2 separate regions of the Homo sapiens genome follow, and region 1 is linked to region 2. A link is a loop called in an ENCODE intact Hi-C map of the cell type or tissue named here. Cell type or tissue: PC-3. All regions are shown on one strand.

Region 1 (8,000 bases), 340 kb after region 2:
CAGAAGCTCTGTAGTTTAATTAGGTCCCACTTGTGAATTTTTGTTTTTGTCACTTTTGCTTTTGAGAACATAGAAAATTCTTTGCCGAGGCCCATGTCCAGAAGAGTATTTCCAAGGTTTTATTCTAGGATTTTTATAATTTGAGGTCGTACATTTAAGTGTTTAATCCATTTGGAGTTAATGTTTGTATATTGTGAGAGATAGGAGTTCAGTTTCATTCTTCTGCACATGGTTAGCCAGTTTTCTTAGCGCCATTTATTGAGTGGTCTTTCTACTTTGTTTATTTTTGTCGACTTTGTCAAAGATCAGTCGGTTGTATGTATGTGGCTTTATTTCTGGGTTCTCTATTCTGTTCCATTGGTCTGTGAGTTATTTTGTTTATTTTTATCAGTATCATGCTGTTTTGGTTATTGTAGCCTTGTAGTTTTATGGGAGCTTTTGTTTGGTTTGGTTTGATTTTGAGACAGGGTGTCACTCTGTCGCCCAGGCTGGAGTGTGCAGTGGCACAATCTTGGCTCACTACAGCCTCCACCTTGGGAGCTCAAGCAATTCTCCTGCCTCAGCCTTCCAAGTGGCTGAAAGTACAGGTGCGTGACACCATGTCCGGCTAATTTTTGTATTTTTTGTAGAAATGAGGTTTCACCATATTGCCCAGGCAGGTCTCAAACTCCTGAACTCAAGCAATCCACCCAACTCAGCCTCCCAAAGTGCTAGGATTACAGACATGAGCCACCGTGCCCAGCCTGTAGTATAGTTTGAAATTGGGTAATGTGATGCCTCTGACTTTGTTCTTTTTGCTTAGAATTGCTTTGGCACTTCAGGCTCCTTTTTGGTTCCATGTGAATTTTAGAATAGTTTTTTCTGAATCTGTGAAGAATGATGTTGGGAATTTGATAGGAATAGCATTGAATCTGTAGATTGCTTTAGACAGTATGGACGTTTTAACAATATTGATTATTCCATGAGCATGGGATGTTTTTCCATTTGTGTCATATATGATTTCTTTCAGCAGTGTTTTTTAGTTCTTCTAGAGATCTTTCACCTCTTTACATATATTCTTAGGTATTTTATTTTTTCTGTGGCTGTTGTGAATAGGATTGCATTCTTGAATTGGTGCTCAGCTTGAACATTATTGGTTTATAGAAATGCTACTGATTTTTGTAAATTGATATTGTATCTTTACCAAAAATACATTTTTCTTTATATACTATGTATATAGAATTGTTTCTCTTATATCTAGTAATTTTAATAACATATTAACTATTTTAACTTTTAGTAACCCTAATTTCAAGTGAAAACCCTAAGATTACTTAATATAACATGACTTTAAGATTTAAAATTACTGAAGAGAATTTTGAAACTAGTTTTATTTACCAAGGATTACTAAAGTTGTGTGAACTAAAGGGCATTTGAGCGAAATTCTGTTTTTTTTAAATAAAATAATTGATTTAAGCACTTACTTTTCTTTGGTCAGTTGATTAGAGCTCTTTCGTATATTTTGGTAGTGATACATCACATACACATGACACATATATAGACATACAAACACACAGAAGCAGATCTTGTAGATTTATAAGATTCTTCATTTGCCAGTTTTCACTTTCTCTCCCCCTCTTAGACTATCAGTCATTTCCAAAGTCATAACAAAGTAGACGAAACAAGGTAGAAAATTTACATCTCAGAGGCACAGAAGCTATACCTAAACACCATTACCTGAAAACAAGTTGATTGCCAGAAGGAGGTTGCAGTGAGCCAAGATTGCACCTCTGCACTCTAGCCTGGGCAACAGAGCGAGACTCTGTCTCAAAAAAAAAAAAAAAAAAAAAGTGTCCTCTTTTCAACTTAACTTGTTTCCTTATTAGATTACTGGTTTCAAGAGGGAGCCCTTTAAGGAACAGGGCCAAGAAAGCATGCAGTTTTTAGGGCCTAATACTTACTGGAAGGCAGGTTTTAGATCACCCCAAATCACTGAATCCTGGGTCCCCAGAAAGCTGAAGAGATCAGGTAATACAATACAGAAAAGAGCAGAGTTTTAGATCTGAGAGGAATCTGTCTGCTTACAACTCTTGGTATTCTGTGAGGAAAAACAGAGATTCTTCCCAAAAAGAGGAGTCTTTGATGCCTTTTCTGTTTACTCAAGAGATCACAAGCTGCCAGAAATTCCTTTAGGTCCCTAATATGGTATCGAGGGTGGCAAGAGGAAGGGGGGACAGCCAAACAGAACTCAGTTGACTGAGACATTTTACAGAGCCATTACAGCGGCGTTAAAACAGTAGACATATGTGTGTATATGTATAGCCCAAATAGCAGTTTTAACTGAGCCGACATTTGAATATAGAGCTCTTTTTTAAAAAATATTTTTCCTAATTGTAATTCCTACTCAGGTTGTTTTACTTTTGCTTCTGCTGCTAGCTGGGCTCCTGTTGCCAAACAAGCAGCCCACAAAAGTGGCCATCTTGCTGCAGTGGCTGCCGGCTGCCCTTCCTGACCACAGTGCGATGGATGGCTCTCAGCCGACAATCACTCCAAATACACTAGTGTTTTCAGGGCGTCCTTGTACTCACGCACAGGCATCTAAAACATGAGCCATACCACTCAACGAGGAAGTGGCTGCCACCTGGGATTTCCTCCACGGATGCTTCCTTCCCTTTGCCCATTTCTTGGTCCCTCCACTCCTGACTAGCTCACCACATGTTCCAGCTTAAATGTTTCCAGAAAGAAACATTTAACAGGGACTTAGGAACAGAAGCCATGTCTTGGGTGGCAGTGAGATGGTGGGTCCCTGTCACGTTGGTTTTAAAGCCAAGTAGGTGTATACATGCCTTTAAGCAAGCCACTGCCCTCACCTGGTCCATAGTAGCCTTTTTTGATAGACTGGGGAGGACTAGGTGGCCTTAAGGACCCACAGAGCTCTTAGAATTCTGAGATTTTCTTCACCTCCATTTCTCTAGCCCATCATCCCCTGTGTGAAAGTCAGTATCTTGAGTTTAATGATTAGCCACCTGTAATATTAGTTTGGTTAAAATAAGCCTTTGTGGTTTGCTGCATATATGAATATGGTACAGGCTGAGCATCCCTAATCCAGAAATTCGAAATCTGAAATTCTCCAAAATCTGAAATTTTTTGAGCTCCGACATGATGACATAAGTGGAAACTTCCACACCTGACCTCATGTGACGGGTGCACAAAATTATTTATTGTATAAAATTATTTTCTGGCTGTATCTGTAAAGTGTATATGAAACATAAATGAATTTTATGTTCCATCCCTAAGATATCTCATTATGTATATGTAAATATTCCAAAATCTGGGAAAATCTGCAATCCACAACACTCTGGTATCAAGCATTTCGGATAAAGGATACTCAGCCTGTTTGTATAAAACACTTCATTCCATCTGAATACTTTGGGTCATTGCAGTGCGAATTTGAAAGAAGAAAACCAGATGGAACAACGACGTTGGGACTTCTCCATCCTGTGGATCCCATTGTAGGAGGTAGGATCAGAGTAAAACTGTGCATGAACTTGATGCTATTTGGCAGAGAACAGTAACCTGGGTTAACATTTTAAAGCAACAAGCTTGAATATTGATCAGTCTGTGTCATTATGCACAAAGGATCTAGCTAGACATCATGTATTTCATGGTAACAGCTAGCCTAACTTTCACTTCATCTTGAAATAGGTACAGTATATCAAGTTTTCCTTAAAATTCAAAGTCCCTGAAATATTTTAAACCCGCCATTAACAAAGCCATAACTTTTAGATAGTAATTCCTAGCCCTGGTTTTAAGAGACTTTAGTATAGACACTCAGTTTAGAGGTATCTCATACACACAGAATATGATATTATAAATTTAACTGTTTATTTCAGGGAATAAAATGAATGTATATGCCACATAGTGCCTTAATAATAATGGAAGGTGTATGCTTAGTGACATCGTATCTTTCACTATAGTCAGTAGAAAGTTTGTAAAGATTGGGAATCTTTAGAACCTCAGTCATATTTTTGTTTTCTCAAATGATGTTTTAATGGAAATCATATAGGTTATATTTTGAAATTCGATGTCACAATTAGAACTTTTTGTCACTGGTCTGAGGAGAGAATCATGTATTGAGATATGCAAATGTGAGAATGTTAATTTATTCAACAAATTTATTTTCATACTGTCATAATGAAAGAAGTAATTGGAAATACGAAAATGAATAATGACAGAATTTTTACCCTTAAGGAAACAGTCTCTGATGTTTATTGTTTGCTGTGAGCAGGGTGCTGTCTTAGGAGCTAGCTGTGTAGTAGAGAACAAAACAGAGAGAGAGGAGTCCCTTTTCCTTGTTCTATGGAGTCGGGGGAAGAGGACTCACATAAAGAGAAGTCTGTCCTTAATCAGTACTATGCAGGTGTGTGTCTATAATGAATAAATACTACAAAGGAAAAGAACAGCTATGATCATAATAGAAGATACCAACCTAGTGTTTGGGGGTCAGGGAAGGCATCCTTAAGGAGATGATGTTTAGGTTGAGTAAGGGATGAGAGAACAGCAGTTGTGAAAACCTTGAAGCAGGGAAGAGCATTTGAAGATGGAAAGAAGGGGACTATGAATGTTCTCTAAAGGAGGAGAACAGTAATAGAAGAAAAGGAGCTAGTGCTGTTTTCAAAACAAAACTCAGTTTCTACTTTGATGCAGACAAGTAGAATTTTATATGATCATAGGTCAAAGAATGCCACAGGATTGAGAACATTGCTCTTTCTACTATAGCTGTGGTGAACATTTGGTGTTAGGAGATGCAGCTAACTGATGTAGGTGACACCTTAAGATCTGCTGCTTTCTGTGAAGCCGAGTGTGGTCTCTGTCCTTGCTCTGGTTTCCTGGGTTTCCAGTTTCTGAGACCTAATCAAATGTGGCCAAAGCTGACTTGGCTCCCCGTGTGCACAGCTCCCTCTGTAGGCCACTTTCATGGTTTAAGGTAGAAGACACCCCTGTTCATCTTCTCAGCTTCATTGTCTGGTACCCGTACCTATTAGGAAACCAAATTCCAGACTGTTGGCTGAGGAGAGAAGATCTGATTTAGATGTTCAGTTGCTTAACAGTGCCTTCACCACACTGGTCACTGATGGCAGTAGCCTCCGTTGAAGGCTGATCATGTGACACAAACTCAGACTCTTCTTCAGGAGAGCAGATGTCCCTCTGTTAGATACTGTGGGAGACCACATCTTCTCCTGCCAGCATCTTTTGCAGTCCCCTCAGGTGCCCATACGTGACATTTCTCTATGTCACGTATTCCCAGCTTCATCACAGGGATTCATTCCTGGCTAATGCCTGTTCTCGTTGCACTAAAAGTATGCCTTTCATAGATACTCATTTATCCTTCATGTGTTAGTAGCCCTTTTGTCTTTAATGCAGGTGTTTTCCCTCAGTCTTTTACTAACCTTTGTACTGGTTAACTTTCATCTTAACATTAAAAGTCCCAGCTTTTAAAAGTTTTTGTGGCTTTTGTTTTTAATAAAAATTAATTTTTTAAGTGAAGTGTACATGATTATAAAGAATTCCAGGAAGCAGGAGAGTGTAATGAACAGGTCTGAGTTTTGGTCCTGGCTATAGTTCTGCCTTTCTGAGCTTTGATTTTCTTATAAAAGTGGATGTAGTAAGCGCTTCCCAGCCTCCTTCACGGTCATGCAGATGACATGCAGTGGTTTGTGCGGAGTCACTCGGCAGAGGGCCCCGTGGGTCATGGCCATGTAGGCCTCCTTCACTGTGCTCTGTTTTATGTTGTAGAGCCAGGCTACTGCCCTGTGAGACTGGGAATGACAACTGGAAGACTTCAGTCTGGAGTGAATACTTTGCAGGGGTTCAAAGAGGATAAAAGGAACAAAGTCACTCCAGGTGAGGCTCCTGCATAGGAGTCATTTTTTCTCTTCTCTGTTTTGGGATATTAGGGAAAGGAAGCACGATTATGCTTTATTCACTAGGTGGGCACCAGTATCTTGGTGGTATTTTTGCAACATTAATTAGCTATTTTATTAACTTCAGAAGAGACTGGAAAATTGGGTATTAGTATTCAAAATGAATTTTGTTCTTTCTTGTTCCTCTCCCTCTCCCTTGTAGGGAAGAATTCACTTGAGTTGTAACTTTACAAGTACCTGTTTGAGAGAAAATATCTTAGATTTGCAAACCAGCCAATGAAGTAGTAAAGTTAGGAGAGAATAAATAATCTTTTGGTAAAACAAAATAGATTGACATGCAAGTTAAAGAATAGTGTTACAGTATTTGATTTTTTCAACAGTGTTATATTTGAATTATGGGCCCTACAGTTCTTATGCACCGCATTATGACTCCACATTTGCAAATATCAGCAAGGATGATTCTGATTTAATCTATTCAACCTATGGGGAAGACTCTGATCTTCCAAGTGATTTCAGGTGAGTTTCCAGTTAATATTCTGATTACATTTGTTTAAAAACATTAAAGTACATACATGATTTGTGGATAGACTGACAAAGCTGGCCGAGTAGTAAAAAAAAATGTGCTCAGTAATTTTTTTTTAAGCTGACAATAATGGATTCATAGTTACTATTATCCTTTAGTGGAGAGAGAGAGCATGTCTCCCTGATAGTAGCATCTGCAGTATTTTAATTTTTAAAAAATATATTTTTAAAGAGACTGTACCTCAGCCAGTACTAAAGTGTAGGAACTTGTTACTTCAAAACGTTGATGTGCCATCTGCTGTCTTATAACATGTTGTGTGTCAGTGAGTTATGGTCCAAACTTGATCAGTTTGGGAACCTACAGTGCATTTTCCCCAAGAAAGGAGGCAGGATAGGATGGCTCTATTCCATAGGCAGCCCACATAAAAGCCTTTTTGACCAATCACATGCCAGGTAGACCATTGCAGTTAAACTCAACCATTCTTTATTGCATGTTTCTGTGGGAAGATCATCTCTGTGTTCCTGTTTAGGATGCTGAGCAGTTTGGATCCCATCAACATAATGAGATCCATCCTGACTTAGCAGGATTCTGGCTCAGGATGGGACACTGAGCTTGGGTTATGGCAGTAGTTTACTGGATATTATTCCTTCTTAGCAGTAGTACCTTGCTAATTTTCATTACATATAAGAAATTAACCCTGTAGATTCACCAGTCCCCTGCTTTTCTCACAAAGAGGGAATCTGTTCACTTTTACATTAGTAAGTGTGGTTTGGTTGTTGTTGTTTTTACAAGGTAGAGGTCCTTAAGTCCGAAGTTGACTGTGGTTTCAGATCAAGCCATTTAATCTTTTAGACCTCACCAGCCTGAATGAATTCTTTCTGGATCATGCATCTATGCATTCCACAAATAGGGATTGCACAGGGGAACAACACTGGCAAAGGCCCATGCCCTCCTGTCAAATGATGACAAGTGCTTTGGAGAAAGGTAAAGCAGCAGAGAAGGAGAGAGTAGTGCTGGGGCTACGAGAGGGATGCACTTTTAAATCGGTCAGATAAGTCTGGTACAAAAGGGAAAGTTGAGCAAAAACTGAAGGAGGTGAGGAAGCAAGCAAGGCTGCTACCTGAAAGAACGTTCCAGGCAGTGCAGGAGCTGTGCAGAGGGCCTGAGTGGGAGCCTTCCCAACATACTTGAGAACAGCAGGAAGAAGCAGAAGAGTGCAGGCACATGGCCAGGGAGGGCGTTGATGAGAGTGGGTCTTTATAAGCACTTGGAATTTCATTCTCAGTGAGATGGAAGTTACTGGTGGATTGCGAGCAGAAGAGTGACCCGGTCCAGATTATGATGTTTAAAGGATCACCCTGGCTACTCTTGGAGAATAGACTGTAGAGAGGCAAGGGCAGAAGTAGGGAGATGAGAAATGGACCGGGGGAGTAGCAGGTGAGGTTCTGGGAAGGGCTCAGTCATCAGCCAGTAGGATTTCTTTACTGATTGAAGTGGGATGTGAGAGAGAGATGCCGAGGCTTACTCCAGGGTTTGCACACTGAGCCTGGAAGACTGCAGTTGCTATTTACCGAGAA
Region 2 (8,000 bases):
GGCAAAACCAGTTCCACCTGCTGGTAGGGGTAGGTTGGCTCCCAACACATCCCCAGCAGGCCTCTCTTGGGCTCAAAAGCCAAGCTGTGCCCAGCCACGTCTCCAAATGCTTCCTGGCCCCCATGCAGCAACTGCATTTAGCTGCCTTCCCAGAATTTCCTGCATGCTCACACAGCCCTTCCCTCTGGGGCCCAACAATGCCACAGCCTGTTCTATCAATCACCAGCTGTTTTCCTTTGAGCAGTCTCCTTTTACTTATGCACATTTACTTGAAAAAGAAACTTCCTATTACTATCCTAAATGGAAACTCAGAATCACTTGCTATAATTAGAAAGTAGCTACAAAAATAAACACAATGAAACCGATCACTGTTATTACACCCTAACCCGCTTTTACCTGAGACAGGCCCTGAGCCTGAGGCCGCTGGTAGACTTTTGTTAAAAGAGAGAGAGACAGAGACAGAGAAATAAGCATTAGAGACCTGCAATCACCAAGCTGAGACTTCTCTTTGATTTACTCAGAAGGACTGGAAAATGTTGTCCTGCAAAAGGAGGTAAGTTTCTCACCACGTAGCGCTGATCATCCCGTGTTGCCCGTGCGTTGCTGCAGACCATCTGGGGTCTTGCCCAAGCACCCTGGAGACTTTGCTCCCTGGTTTCCTGGTCACCAACTCGAGTGTTCAGCCCTGTGTGCTCTCCAGCTCCTAAGTCGTGGGCCTGGTTTCAGCTTTGATTGCCCACTCTTGGCTTTCAACCCGTAGGCTCCGGCTCCTGACGCCACACCCTGATATCAAGACCCTCAGATGGAGCGAGCGTTCTGGGCTGGTCGAAGCCTGAAGCCGCAGTATGTCCTTGAGTGGGTCCCCCCCTACCCATCTAGCTGTTGCCCCCATGGTAAGATCAAGAAAATGCCCTCCCCTCCAAAAGTCCCCACGCCGAGCCCTCATCTGTCAGCTCCCAGGCTCGGCCCCCTCACTAGCTCCAGGCTGGGAGGCACAGTTCAGGGCAGACTGTGGCCCCTCAGCATAGCATGGACTTAGCTCTGCTCTCTAGTGGCTGTCCCCATAGCTAGAACTCTGTTTTGGAGCAGCAAAACTAGTTCCACCTGCTGGTAGGGCTAAGTTGACTCCCAACATGTCCCCAGCGTGTTGGTGTTGGGAACCTTGATCTAGCTGCTCGTTTTCTCAGTAACCAAAGATCCCTGGCACTCCTACGATGTCTCAGGCCTTATCTAGAGCTGGGGATACAGCAGTGACCAGGACAGAACTGGTCCCTGCCTCACGGAAGTGAAGTGTCAGGAGGCCACTCCCAAAGCAAATGGAAGCTGGGACAGAATGATGTCCTCAGCCAGGTGGTCAGGGAAGGCTTCTCAGAGGGGGCGCTGTTCAAAGAATCACAGAGCATACAAAGGAGCTGGCCCTGGGAGCACAGAGAGGGGAGAATTTTAGGCAAAGAGGTAGCAGGAGCACAGCCCTGAGGCAGGAAACTACCCCCCCACCACCCTCGGCATCCTCAGTTCTGGTTTGCACCCAGAAAGGGGGTAGGTCCAGGACACACCCGGACTGATGTGTCACACTGGCTGTGCCAGCTGAGAGAGTGGGCTCCAGGCACCACTAACAGAGAAGCCTTGCAAGGCAGGTCCATGCACCGCCCGCCTCCAGTTACCACTCATTGCAAAGGAAATGAGCTGGGAGCCTGTGTGTGGGCCGTGCAGACCCTTTTGGTTACAAGCCACAAAAACCCAGGTTAATCTGATGAGGAAGGAATTTATTATCTGTAAAGTCCAGGAGCAGGCTAGCTTTACACCAAGCAGGATCCAAGGACCCACACTTGTCACCTCATATCTCTCTCTCTCTCCCACTTTCGCTTTCTCTGTCTCTTCTTAGTTCTGCTTTCCTCCACTGTGCCTTCGCTCTCAGAGAGAGCTCTCCCCTGGCAGTGACAAGATGGCTGCAGCAGCTCCAGCAACCTCAGAGGACTCCCCCATCCAGGGTCCTTGTGAGCTCCTCATCTGTAGGATGTGCAGTAAACACTCACGTGTCCTTTCCTGAGGAGCCCAGTGGCTGGGGTGGGGGCTGAGGGGCAGCCCCTATGCCCTCACAGTGCAGCAACCTTGGTTAGCTCACCCATCAGGGCAGACTTGGGCAGAAATCATGTCTTGGCATATTGTTTTGTAATCTGCTTTTTAAATTGTCACTATATATTATGAGCATTTCCCTATAATATACAATATTCTTCCACATTATGTTTAATGGTTTCATTGTATTCTAATGCATATTCTATAGTTATTTTAACCACCCCACAATGTTGCAAAATGTCCTTATTTGGGACAACACTGCTGCAAACACTTTGACCCATATGTCCTTTTTGTGTGCACTCTTATGGCAACTTCTAACGGTGGCATTTCTGAATCATAGACACTTTTTTGACTTCTACATATTTTATTTTTTTAGTTGACAAAAACTGTATTTATGAATCATAAACACTTAATGATTTTGCTATTACTTAATTTTTCTTTCTTCAGAAAGGCTGTATTCACTCCTCCCCCAGCTAAGTGTGAGAGAGGCCCTTGAACTTTGCATAACAGTGGCTGTCGGCATTTTAAATTTTTTTTTTTTTAGATGGAGTCTTGCTCTGTGGCCAGGCTGGAGTGCGGTGGCACGATCTTGGCTCACTGCAACTTCTGCCTCCTGGGTTCAACTGATTCTCCTGCCTCAGCCTCCCAAGCAGCTGAGATTACAGGCGCCCGCCACCACGCCTGGCTAATTTTTGTATTTTTAGTAGAGACAGGGGTTTTACCATGTTGGCCAGGCTGGTCTCGAACTCCTGACATTGTGATCCACTCACCTCGGCCTCCCAAAGTGATGGGATTACAGCTATGAGCCACCGCTCCTGGCCTTTAAACTATTTTTTTCTTTTTGAGACAGAGTCTCGTTCTTGTCTCCCAGCCTGGAGTGCAGTGGCGTGATATAGGCTCACTGCAAACTCCGCCTCCTGGGTTCAAGCGATTCTCCTGTCTCAGCCTCCTGAGTAGCTGGGATTACAGGCGCCCGCCACCACGCCCGGCTAATTTTTGTACTTTTTTTAGTAGAGACGGGGTTTCGCCATGTTGGCCAGGCTGGTCTCGAATTCCTGACCTCAGGTGATCTAAGCTATTTTTACTGGTTTAATCTTATTCCCTTTCCACGGGGCAGGTCTGGAGAGACCGAGAGGATCTGATCCTGCAATTTAAAAAGTAGACAGCAGATGGCGCTGCCGCCTCGGCGGCTCCGAACGCATCGCCGCGGTGCGGGCGGAAAAAGCTGAAACAGCTGGGAAACCGAAACTTTCTCCAGGCTTCTGAAAGCCCTTAGACGGGATTTGAAATCATGCTGGAAAGAGCTTTGCTGCCTCTATAACCTCTCCCCAGCAAGTGTTTTGATGGGGGGTCCCCGGGCGACCTCCACTTGGGGTTTGGGACCTCACTCCCTTTCTGCCCCTCCATCCTCTTCCCTCAGCCCAGAAGCCCCAAAAGGCGGAGGCCACCGCCCTCCACTTCCCGCAAGCGGAATCCGCAGGGTTTCACAAGAGAGGGCGCTGCAAATAGCCAGTATCAGCGCCCCCAGGAGCAGGATCGGCCATGGCTTCCGAGAACGGGCCTAACTGCGCCTCTCTCGGTCTGGGGGGAGAGGCCCTTCCCCAGTAAGGCCCGCGCCACGTCGCTTTCCAGGGGGAGAGATTGAATAACCTGCTCCTCCCAGATCCCATCTCCCACCTTTTCAGGACCCAGATGGCGTGGGGGACTCCCCACCCATCTGCCTACTGAACTGGGGGAGTGAGAAGAGGACTCCCAGAGGACACCACTAGTGACCTTTTAATTCACCAGTAGACACACAAGGCTATAGAGACTGTGAGTAATGTGGGTTGGATAAATAAGTATAAGAAAGGAAAATGGAAGGAGGCTGGGAGGAAAAGAAAAGAGAAATGACGTTCCCTGCTTGTTAGAGTATAAATGGTACAACCACTTAAGAAAACCATTTGGCACCATTCCTCAAAGCTGAACGTAAACTGTCCTGTAAGTACCCAGCAATGCCGCCCTTAGGAATATACCCTATAGACAGATAGGCAAGCATGCTCACCAAAAGACATGTACCACAACTGCACAGCAGGAACAGCTCCTGATACTGTCCCCCAGCTGGAAACAACCCAAGTGTCTGCGAACCATAAAACAGAGAAGGGACTTGGGGTATTCTTATGTGGAACATGAGGCAGTTATGAAACAAGCTATGCTTGGACACAAGGAAGTGGATGAACCTCACAAGAGACTGCATGAAAGAAGCCAGACACAGACGGATGCAGCCTGTGTGGTTCCATTTCCTGAAGGCCAAGGGCAGGTCGGACTCAACCAGAGGGCTGAAGCATGCTTGCTTAGATGGCAAAACTCCTGTACTAGGGTTCTCCGGAGAAAAAGAACCAAGAGCAGAGATAGATATGGATATGGACATATAGTATATGTCTATATATTTGCATATAATGAGATTTAGTATAAGCGATGAGCTCCTAGAATTATGGCGGCTGAGAAGTCCCAGCATCTGCCATCTGCAAGCTGGAGACCCAGGAAGGCCGGTGGTGCAGTTTGAAGGCCTGAGAGCCAGCGAGCTGACAGTGTAGACTCTAGTCCAGGTCTGCAGGCCTGGGAACCAAGAATGCTAAGAGCAGGAGATCCAGGCTCCAGCTTGGCGATCAGAGAGGAGGCAAATCCAACGGTCCTCTGCCTTTTTTGTTCCGAACAGGCCTTCAGTGAGTTGGAAGATGCCCGTTCACATGGGGGAAGACCGTCTGTCACACTCAGGGCATCAACTCCAATGCTAATCTATCCTAGCAGACATACCCAGAAATAATGTTTAAGCAGACATCCGGGCATCCCATGGCCCGGTTAAGCTGACATAAAATTAACCATCACAACTCCTGAAATTAAAAAAAGCAGAAAGGGTTACTATAAAAGTTGAGATGGTGGTTATCACTTCGAGGGGGTGAGGAGGTTTTGACTGGGATGGGGACAGTGAGGAGTCTCAGTTCTTACTCTAGGGTGATGGTTGTAAAAGTATTTGCTTAGTAATAATTTGTTAAGCTGTACACTTTTATGCACTTTTCTCCGTGTGTTCTATTTCACAATAAGAATATCTTAATAGGCTGGGTGCAGCAACTCACACCTGTAATCCCGGCACTTTGGGTGGCTGAGGTGAGAGGATCACTTGAGGCCAGGAGTTTGAGACCAGCCTGGCCAACATAGTGAGACCCTGTCTCTACAAAAAGAAATTAAAATTTAAAAATGTTAAAATTGGCCGAGTGCGGAGGCTCATGCCTGTAATCCCAGCACTTTGGGAGGCCGAGGCGGACGGATCACCTAAAGTCAGGAGTTTGAGACCAGCCAGGCCAACATGGTGAAACCCTGCCTCTACTAAAAATACAAAAATTAGCTGGGTGTAGTGGTGGGAGCCTGTAATCCCAGCTACCTGAGAGGCTGAAGCAGGAGAATTTCTTGAACTCAGGAGGCAGAGGTTGCAGTGAGTCGAGATCGTGCCAAGGCCCTGCAGCCTGGGCAACAGAGTGAGATTCTGTCTCAAAAAAACAAAAAACAAACCAAAAAACAACAGAAAACAAAAACAAAATGTTAAAATTTAAAAATATAAATATGTTAATAAAAGAATAAATTGGGGCAGCAAATATAAAGTCAATATTTATTAGGCACCAAGTATGATAGCAGTCAGACAGAGCTAGAGTTTGAGCCTGAGGCGAGCACAGTGTTCTGACCCCAAAGCCCCAGATTCCCTAAGGAAAGAATCAGGAATAGCAACCAGCTAGGGGGCCAAAAGTTCCTCACAGGCACCTCCTTAACATACTAGTGTGTGGTGAATTGCAGGGATGGCCTGGGTCTTCATCCCTCGTCTCCATGCCATTTGCCACACACATTTGCAGTTCTTGTCACTAAACAAGCACGGTTAATTTCCCTCCCCTTTGAGTCCGGGCTGTCCTGGACACTGGCTTCGGCCCATGTCATGTGGCAGAAGGGACAGTGTGCCAGCTCCAAGCCTTGGCCTCAAGAGACCTCGTGCATTTCACTTGCCCCCTTGAGCTTCTGTTGTTGTCATGAGAAGAAAATGCCCAGGGTATCCGGCTGGAGACACAGGATGAGGTGACACATGGATCTGAGCCAAGGGCAGCTGAGATCCGTTGACGCCAGCCCACTCCGACATGTGGGTGAACTCAGCCAAGATCAGCCAATTCTCAGCCATGTGTTTTGTGAACTCAAATCAGATGTTATTGTTGTTTTGGGGCTGTTTGTTATGTAGGAATAGCTAGCTGATACATTGTCTGTAGACAGTAGTGAGATCTGGGGATGTGTTGGCACAGGGTTCCTGAAAGGACCTGTCTGGGATAGGAAGTGATCAGCACCAGTCCATCCAATGCTCCTGCCTTCCCTGGATTCGCTCTGAGACTCCAAGCAGCCTCCACATAAATATAGCCACCAATTACCCATGCCTTGTATGTGGAGGGCACTCATGCCAGGCCCTGGCTTAGTACCTTATGAACTTGGCCCACTTAACCCTTACAGTGGCCCTATGAGGTAGGCCTTATTACTGCCCCCATTTTAAGGTGAAAGGACTGAAAACAAGAGCTTAGCCCACAGTCACATGGCTTGTAAGAGACAGAGCTGGGATCTGACTTCAGAGCCTGTGCTTTACCCACTGTGCCACCCTGCCCACCCATCCCAGCCTGCTCTCCTTGAAGCCTCTTCCCCAGCCTTGGGATGCCAAGCCTCTGGGCTCTCAAAAGAGCGCCACCTCGTCCCCATGCTTGCTTTCTCCTCTCTCCCAGGGTCCCCCAGGGCCCCAGCATGAAGATCGTGCTCAGCAGCATCATGCCCCAGAAGATGAAGGCTCCTGTGGATAAACATGAGGCCACTCTCCAGGAAGCAGTCAGCAGAAAGAACACTTAATGACAACCTCTAAACAGGACGAAGGCTGTTGGAAGAACATTTGTCATTCTGATGGAGAATCTTGGGATATTTGGGTTGGAAGGGATTACAGAGCTGCTGCAGTGCAAGGTACAGACTTTTTTTTAAGCCACAGAGTCTTTTCTTCAAATGGAATTTGATACAGAAACTCAACATGTAAAAGAGGCCAAAGCCAAGTTTTTCTAGCTGGGAAGCAAGGGAGCTCTGCCTTAGGCCTATCGAGGGCACCCCTAGGCTTTGATGGAGCACCATTTGGGAGCCACTGGGATGGTTTTGCTGATGGAAAAAGAGCCTCAGAGCCACAGAAGGAATGAGTAGAAGAGCAAAGACTTGAACTCAGCTCTCCTACCTCTTGCCTCTAGGGTTGTTTTCCTATTCCAAGTGTTTAGAAACAAAAGCATGCACCCCAAAAGAAAGGTGTAAACCTGATTTCTTTTTTAAACATGAATTTTTCAAAATGACGCATGTGGAGGCCAGGTACCATGGCTCATGTCTGTAATTTCCAGCACTTTGGGAAGCTGAGGTGGGAGGATCCCTGGAGGTCAGGAATTCAAGACCAGCCTGGGCAACATAGTGAGATGCCATCTCTACAAAAAATTAAAAAATTAGCTGGGCATGGTGATGCATGCCTATAGTCCCAGATAATTGGGAGGCTGAGGTGGGAGGATCACTTGAGCCCAGGAGTTCGAGGCTGCAGTGAGCTATGATTGTGCCACTGCACTGCAGCCTGGGTGACAAAGCAAGACCCTGTCTCAAAAAAAAAAAGTCTTGGAGTCATTGGGATGAAATCATCCAGTCATGAGATTTCAGGACCCCACTTCTATACAGCATCACCATGTTTAGCAGGAGGGTCCACTGAGACCCTTGGCTGTTTTCCTTGGGGGTCATCTCTCATGACTCCTCTCCCTGCACCTCACTGCACAGCCCTTGTGTAGCAGGCTTTCGGCAGAGCAGCCCTCGCCAAGACAGATTTTCCCCTGTGTCTTTGCAGCCTCTTTACTCCG

What was found. A loop is a pair of places that touch in the nucleus more often than their neighbours do. Peaks named below come from ENCODE experiments on the same cell type or tissue, not always from the same donor. Only the 100,000 strongest peaks of a DNase experiment are listed, where the experiment ranks them.
Region 1: a loop joins it to region 2, with 20 times the contacts of the local background. A loop is called at or near these places in 18 of 110 quality-filtered maps.

The regions. Positions count from the first base shown.
Region 1 is chr16:50,324,164-50,332,163 of GRCh38, reverse strand. It overlaps BRD7 (bromodomain containing 7), which reads left to right. Exons shown (of 17, transcript NM_013263.5): 9 at 3,420-3,495; 10 at 5,773-5,880; 11 at 6,281-6,416. Among named protein-coding and RNA genes, the nearest start is that of MIR6771, 36 kb to the right of the region's middle. RefSeq lists an enhancer at 4,755-4,804. In PC-3, a CTCF peak has its summit at 4,937 (motif pointing left); no DNase peak of the experiment used is centred here.
Region 2 is chr16:50,660,802-50,668,801 of GRCh38, reverse strand. It overlaps a transcript of SNX20 not described here. Among named protein-coding and RNA genes, the nearest start is that of SNX20, 17 kb to the left of the region's middle. RefSeq lists enhancers at 1,501-2,020, 3,085-3,586 and a silencer at 3,160-3,249. In PC-3, a CTCF peak has its summit at 3,253 (motif pointing right); no DNase peak of the experiment used is centred here; H3K4me3 peaks cover 818 bases.